Linked DNA regions of Mus musculus: region 2 is linked to region 1. A link is a contact called in ENCODE Hi-C or POLR2A ChIA-PET data. All regions are on one chromosome and are shown on one strand. Each heading gives the region's core, a stretch centred on a gene start or an enhancer-like site at or near the end of the contact. The rest is flanking DNA. Distances are from core to core; before and after follow the strand shown.

Region 1 (3,935 bases), core at 413-2,912:
GTGAAATGTGGAAATTGTTCAAATGTGAAATCAAAGCAGAGAAGGCATTGAAGGATATAACAAGGTCACAGGACTTGATGGGGATTGTGTAACAACTGGCCACAACAGAGCAGAGCCAGGAGAACTACTGGTTTGGCTATCAGGTAGCAAACAGACGTGGTATAGTCAATGAGGAAAATAAACAAATATGTAGAAAACCAATTTGTTTAGCTTCTACTTCATGCTTTGGGATATTCACTTATACACAGATGAAATAGGAAACAATGTTGCCTTTTTTGAGGAGCTCCTGAGAAATCCACATGTTAGTCCCTGGGAGGATCAGCACCAACAGAGCAGTGGTCTGCCATTCTCAGCATCCTCAGCAATGTCAGGTCTCTGAGGAAACTTCATTCTAAATGTAGCATTAAAGTCAGATTCATGATGAAAGCTGAACTGCAAAGGATATCTGACGTCTTAGTTAGGGTTTTACTGTTATGAGTAGAGGCCCTGACCAAGGCAACTCGTATAAGAACAGCATTTAATTGGGTCTGGCCTACAGTAGTTCTGTCCATCATCAAGGCAGCATCCAGGCAGGCATGATACAGAAGGAGCTGAGAGTTCTACATTTTCATCTAAAGGCTACTAGCAGAATATTGGCTTCTAGGAAGCTAGGATGAGGGTCTTAAAGCCCATACCCACAGTGACACACCTACTACAACAAGGCCACACCTTCTAATCATGCTACTCCTGGGGCCAAGCATATACAAACCATCACATCTGGATCCATTCTCACTGGTGTTTTTAGTGAGAGAATTTGTTAAAATGTTTTGCATTTGCAAGTAATCATATTGAACTTATTTTTAAAATTATTTTTCAAACTTCTCATTAATTTACACTGATTTTCTTTTCTTTTTCTCCATTGCCATTTATTAGATAGAATTTTAAACATTAAAAATATAGTTTAAGTATAATACATTCAAATAATTATTACCCTAACCTTGCTTTTAAGTTTAATTTATCTATCCTTTATTCTGTATTTTTAGATCATAATATTAGTTCAGTAATGGTTTGTTAAAACTCCTTTACATATTGTACATAAGGTTTTTGGGTTCAATACCTAGTACTAAGTATGTGTGTGTGTGTGTGTGTGTGTGTATAGTCATTGGCCTAATGGAGTCTGTTGTGGTTTGGATAAAAATGGCCCCATAGGCCCATAAAAAGTGGGACTATTAGGAGGTGTGGCCTTGCTGAAGGTGTGTGTCACTGGGGGGCAGGGGGGAGGGCTTTGAGATTTCAGAAGCTCAAGCCAGGCACAATGGCGCTCTCTCTCTCTCTCGCTCTCTCTCTCTCTCTCTCTCTCTCTCTCTCTCTCTCTCTCTCTCTCTCTCTCTCACTCTTCTCTCACTGCCTGTGAATCCAGATGTAGAAATCTCACCTATCTCTCCAGTACTATGTCTGCAAGAATTCTGCCAATGCTCCCACTATGGTAAGGGACTAAATCTCTGAACTGTAAGCAAGCCTCAATTAAATGTTTTCTTTTACCAGAGGTGCCATGGTCGTGGTGCCTCTTTAGCAATAAAACTCTAAGATAGAGACATAGCTCATAACTATAAGAACAATCTACACAGCTTCCAGAGTGACACTGGTTGTTCTTTTGGGCTCGAAGCCTTGATAATGCTCAGGGGCTTATGAGACTCACAATACTTTGACTCTGACCTCTCACATCAGCCCCTCTGTTCAGCTTCTGTCTGACTCCTAAGGTGACATTGGATATGAGTATTTTTAGATGCTGACACCAGATAAATGTATATAAAAAATAAGTCTGGTTCTACTTTCAATTCCTGTTCAGGATAACAGCATATTTTTCATATGAATATGCTCTGTACCATATGGTGCTGTGCCTATTTGAAGCCTTTATATAGAATAAAGGCAAAGAGTCTTAGATTAAAATATTTATTGTGTTTTGTGGCTTACAGTTTCTAAGCATTACAGGGCATAAATTAGCTTTCTACATGTATGTCATAGAATGGACTATTAATAACTTAACTAAAACATGCATGTCATAGAATGAGCTATTAATAACTTAACTAAAAAAGGTAACTGAGTAAGAGCAGCCTTAGGCAAAATAAGATTAAGTCAGTTGTTGTGGATAACCCTGGGGCTAATTATATTTGATGTTAATTCTGTTCTCCTGTGAGTGGTTGTGAACAAGGAGTGAGTCAGCACTCTGGTGATTTCCTGTAACCTGCTTCCCACCTTAATTTGTAAAATAAAGGAGAGCTGATGATTGGGCAGATAAAAAGGAAGGTGGAGTAGAAGGTGGGAGGGAGAAGAAGAAGGAGAAAATGGAAGAGGGAGAGGACGCAGAGGAGCAGGAGGAAGGAGAAAAGCAGAGCAGAAGGACATGGCCTGGAAAAACTGCAAGTTCTAAGGGCTCTCATAGATGTGGAAGATGGTAGTGTAGCGGTAGATCTGCCCAATCTAGGCGAGCAGCAAATAATCATACTAACTGTTGTGTTTTCATTGCTGGGGCATATTTGGGAGGAGATTTACCGCAACAGTCGGTAGCATTTAAGTTTAATATGGGTAAAATCTGAGAGGTCTTGAAGTCAGAAGCTATTTTCGTGGATACGCAAAGAAGGCACACTGGGAAACAACATGGCTAACGAAGAATCAGGGAACATTTCCCCTAAAAGTGGTTCAAAAATTAGATTTTGGGGGATATTTGAGACAGAGTTTCTCTGAATAACTCTTGGTAACACAGAATTCACTATGCAGTTCTATGCAGTTCGGGCTGGCATGCACATGTTGCTATTCTCCTGCCTCTGCTTCTGAGTGCTAAGATTACGTATTTGCCATTATGCTTGCTAAGGATTAATATCTTTTTTAAAGACCAGGTTACACTGTATGGCTCTGGCTAGGTTGAATTGTGCCACTTCACCCAGCAAGAATTTGATCTCTTAAGTATAGTGTTCCACATTGTACACACCTTCATGAACTCAAGATGTAGCAATTGAAGTCCCTTTTATGTATTCACATATGTATGTAGTGTATGCATATGTTCTTATATGTGTGCACACATATACACAGACACCAGAAGTGGAAGTCTGATGCCTTCCACAGTCATTTCTCCAACACTATTTTTTCAAACACTGATCTCTCATGAAGCCTGGTACTTCCTGATTTGACTAAATTAGTTAGTCATGATCTCCAATCCTACCATCTAAACTAATATTCTCATGCTTGCATGGCAATCATTTTACCAACTGATAGAACAGCCCCAATAGAATACCATCTCCATAGCCCCATTTTATTTTCTGATACAAAGTCTCCTGTTTTCTAGGGTGGCCTTGAATTTAATATGTAGCTGAAGATGACTTCTAGTCTCTCTGACTCCATCCTCTGAGTGATAGGATTATGGTCATGTGTCACTAATCTGATGTATATGGCACTGAAAATTGAACCCAGGGTATCCTCCATGCTAGGCAAGGATTCTACCAAACTTAGCTACATCTCTAGCCTGATTAAGGTTCTTCTACATACCAGATATGCAGGTTCCTAGAGAAATAAGATAAAGAAATGATAGATGAATGCTTGACCTCAAGGAGCTTTCTTTTACAGTCTAGCAGGGAAGGAAGACTAATTTTTTTTTTCTTCTTCAAGACTGGGTTTCTCTGTATAGCCCTGGCTGTCCTGGAACTCACTTTATAGACCAGGCTGGCCTCGAACTCAGAAATCTGCCTGCCTCTGCCTTGAGATTAAAGGCGTGCTGGGATTAAAGGCGTGTACCACCACGCCCGGCTCAAAGACTAATTTTTAATCACTTTTAGCTGTAAAGTTATAAGTAGAAACTAGTACTGTTAAAGAGAAAGATCATTCTGTTGCTGTAATAAATTACCCTTACCAAGAGCAACTTAGAGGAAGGAAGGATTTATTCATCTAGCAAATCCCCCTCA
Region 2 (3,976 bases), core at 892-3,391, 34 kb before region 1:
TGTATCAGAAGATGGCCTAGTCGGCCATCAGTGGAAAGAGAGGCCCATTTGTCATGCAAACTTTATATGCCTCAGTAAAGGCAAAAGCCAGGGCTAAGAAGTGGGAGTGGGTGGGTAGGGGAGTGTGTGGGGGGAGGGTATGGGGGAGTTTTGGGATAGTACTGGAAATGTAAATGAAGAAAATACCTAATTAAAAAAAAAAGAGACTAGTAGTTTGGCAATGGTGGCGCATGCCTTTAATCCCAGCACTTGGGAATCAGAGGCAGGCAGATCTTTGAGTTCGAGGCCAGCCTGATCTACAGAGTGAGTTCCAGGACAGCCCCAGGCTACACAGAGAAACCCGTCTTGAAAACAAACAAACAAACAAACAAACAAATGAACGAACAAAAAATAACAAAAAAAGAAGAGACTAGTATCATTGAGTTGAAATTTCTCCAGAAGTATTTTCTGAGAGCACAAAAAAGCTGTGTTCCAGATATAACCAAGGTTGTACCTCCCGCTGCAGCTGTAGTTGGCAATGTGTAAGAGTCATCCATGTGGTACTGGTTTTGAAGGTATGAAGGAGTCATGAAGAGTGGCTGAGGCTTGGCAAAGTGAGAGGTCATGGAAGACCATTTGTGAAGGTGCAGCCTCAGTTGCAGTTGACAGCCCAGAACTGCAGGAGTCATGCAAAGGATTTGAGGCTTGGCACCATGAAGAGAGCCTATGAGAGGCTATTAGTGAAGCCTAGTTACAGTGGAAGACAATGTATTGCAGATGCCAGTATCGTGGGATGACTATCAAGAACAGCAGCAGCAGTGGAGTGGATCAACCTGAGCTTAGAGTACTATAAAGAGCAGAGCTGGAGAAGTGACACCAGCCCTTTGGAGAAACCCAGAAGATCATGTGTGGATCCCAGACATTGAAACAAGAAGCTGTAACATTGAAGTTGCTATGGAGACCCTAAGATGTTCAAGATGCCAGAGCTGTGGGCTATCTGCTGAGGAAAGCTGCTAACAGGGTGTGGAACCAGCCCAGAGGAAAAAAGTTTGTTGCAGTCAACAAAGATAAAAAAGGAGTTGGAGCTGTGAAGATTGCTTTGACATTAGCCATGGAGATGCAGAGTTTGGAGTTTGCCTAGCTGGTTTCCTGTCTTGCTTTGGGGATTACAGTTAAGTGATTGGATGAATCTCAGAAAAGATTTTGAACTTTGGACTTTTAACATTGTTGAAACCGCTATAGATTATGGGGACTTTGGAAGTTGGGCTAAATATATTTTGCATTATGCTATGTTTAGGTATGACCCCCATAGACTCATGTGTTTGAATAAGTTTATGGGGGCCAGGGATTGAAATTTGATGATTTGTATATGTTTGGCCCAGGGAGTGGCACTATTAAAAGGTGTGGCCGTGTTAGAGTAGGTGTGTCACTGTGGCTGTGGGCTTTAAGACACTCATCCTAGCTTCCTGGATTCTGCTAGCAACCTTCAGATGAAGGTGTAGAACTCTAAGCTCCTTCTGTACTATGTCTGCCTGGATGCTGCCATGTTCCTTCCATAATGATAATGGACTGAGCCTCTGAACCTGTAAGCCAGCCCCAATTAAATGTTGTTCTTATAAGACTTGTCTTGGTCATAGTGTCTGTTTACATCATTAAAACCCTAACTAAGCCAACTAGTACCATTGTTGAAACAAACATCCGCCTGTGCCTGGATGACCTTCCTTTAAAACAGATCCCAAATAAAATGTCTGCATGATTCCAAAACCAGTTTCATAAATAAATTGGGAACTATTTAAAATCAGAGTTCAAAAGTTGTTTGAGAGTCTTATAATTTTACAACTGGGAGGTTACTGGAGTTAAACGCATAATCCTAAATTTAACCATTCGAGAATCTCTTAATAAACACTGAGAACAGACTGTTCCATGAAGACAGCCACATTGGAAATGCTCAGACAATATAAATACCCAGCCTCATGCCAGTGAGTAATGTAAAATATAAAAACTTGACCTCTCCAGAAATTCCTATCCCTTTACCCTAAAGTATTTCTGAACTTTCTTCTGGTCACATTTTCCTATTTTGAATGTGTTCAGTTGCAAGAATAACACATCTCATATGTGCTGTTCTTCTCCACTCACCAGCTCTGAACATCTTGTCACATTTCCTCCTTCCCACATCTTTCCCTTCCTCCCTCTGTCACTTTCTTTCCTTGGCTCACACAAGGACATCATTACATCTGCCCTAACAGTGTTTAGGACATAGTATCTCAAAAGGTGGTCCTTAATATTTTAAATTGAAGGAATTTGAGATAATGGCAGGTTCAGGTTCAGGTTCAGGCTCTGGACTTATTCAGAAGCTAGCTATAAAATCCTTATGAGAGAGCTGTTCATGTTATACCCACAGGAGAGGAGTGTGCTTGATTCTGGAGACGGAAGAAGTCATCCAATAGAATTCACAATGAATAGTCCTGCAAAGAACCCTTCTCACCTCTCTTTCTACTCTTAGTTTATATGATGTTTGTTTTGTCAGACTTTCCCAAAGCTTTTTTTTTTTGCCAAGAATCAGCCTCAGTTAGGTCCCTGTTGGTGAATACAAACCACTCCAAGTCAAATTGTGGTTCCAAGCTGGCAGTCTATGACAGCTCACTATAGGTAGCTCTGCTGTAGTCTGCTGGAGACAGCTTTTCAGTCTCCCCCTCCCCTCTCCCCTCCCCCTCTCTGCATTCTGCTCACTCCAAATAGCTTTTTCTTGCTATTCTAAAAACCTCTCTGGTTGAGATAGCTAGCTTTTTGCTGGAAATAGCTCTCTCTGGTTGAGACAGCTCAACATTGTAGCTAAATGAGCAGAGCTACAAAAAGGAGGTGAAGGACCATGAACATCATAAAGGCAAAGGGCAAGACTGAATCCAAATGGATGGATAGGTAGACAAGTGGATAGCATTCCTGAACAAACAAATAAATTCCTGAGCAGACAGATGGCAATCAAGTAGCCCCTACCAATAGTAAAGACTGAGTTGAGCTAAGCCTTTTGGATAGCTGGGAGTTGCCTGTTGAATATCCACACTGTGGTCAGGTAACAGGTTGGTAGCAGCCATAGTCATTTAAGTACTAAGTATGCTCATTTGTGTGGGTCCAGATGAAAGTGCTAGGGCCTTCCGTAATCTTGTATGTTTGGTAAGTTCTTGGGCTGTGGTTTGCTTTGGTTGTTGTTGTTATGGTTTTAATATGCCCAGATTGTCACATGGTCTAAATTTACTTGGATAAATTTAGAGGGTGATACCTTTCCTGCTTATAGGAATAAATTATTTATCAACATGAGACTTATGGGTGGCACTGGACACATAGAGCTTTGTGCCTACTGAAATGAAGAGTCAGTCTGTTTCTGTGTTTGAGTTAAAAATGGAGTTCAAGCTGGATGTAAAATGGAATCCCTTAAGACAGATCATAGCTTGTTTATACACCATTTTACATAAAATGGAATGACTCAGAATCGTACATATAGCCTGATCTCAAGACAACCCTTCTGCATTCGCCTTCCAAAACCTGGGATTGCACCTAGTGCTTTGACAAAAGATACAGCCTTCATTCAGATTTTTGTTTTCCTTGAAATGGCCTTATCAGCTGTGAAGGGACAGGACACAGCTTTATGTTTTCACTCTCACTAGTATGAAGTGTTTGATTAATTTTTCAGAAACCTTGACTAGTGAAAGAGTCCACGATTTGTCCATTTGTCTAAGAATTTCATAAGTTCATTGTTTTTAATAGCTGAGTAGTATTCCATTATATAAACATACCACATTTTCTATATCCATTCCTCTGTTGAAAGACATCTGGGTTCTTTCCAGCTTCTGACTATTATAAATAAGGCTGCTATGAACATAATGGAGTATGTGTCCTTATTATAAGTTGGAGCATCTTCTGGGTATATGCCCAGGAGTGGTATTGCTGGATCTTCTGCTAGTACTATGTCCAATTTTCTAAGGAACTGCCAAGCTGATTT

The links. Hi-C counts contacts between places; a loop is a spot of excess contacts on that map. ChIA-PET counts read pairs that join two places held with the same protein, here RNA polymerase II (POLR2A).
Region 2: a loop to region 1 is called in a map of left cerebral cortex, with 7 times the contacts of the local background. The contact joins two enhancer-like sites. A Hi-C loop is called at or near these places in 2 of 37 maps with a recorded cell type or tissue (left cerebral cortex and mouse embryonic stem cell). POLR2A ChIA-PET finds 5 or more read pairs at or near these places in 1 of 5 experiments (embryonic stem cell).

The regions. Positions count from the first base shown.
Region 1 is chr11:30,697,550-30,701,484 of GRCm38, reverse strand. No RefSeq gene overlaps it. Among named protein-coding and RNA genes, the nearest start is that of Acyp2, 50 kb to the right of the region's middle. Within about 2 kb of position 1,662, at least 1 of the 3 ENCODE cell types and tissues checked has a DNase peak (open chromatin) inside an H3K27ac peak, as active enhancers do; it is left cerebral cortex, where a contact is called at or near this core.
Region 2 is chr11:30,731,759-30,735,734 of GRCm38, reverse strand. No RefSeq gene overlaps it. Among named protein-coding and RNA genes, the nearest start is that of Psme4, 38 kb to the left of the region's middle. Within about 2 kb of position 2,141, at least 1 of the 3 ENCODE cell types and tissues checked has a DNase peak (open chromatin) inside an H3K27ac peak, as active enhancers do; it is left cerebral cortex, where a contact is called at or near this core.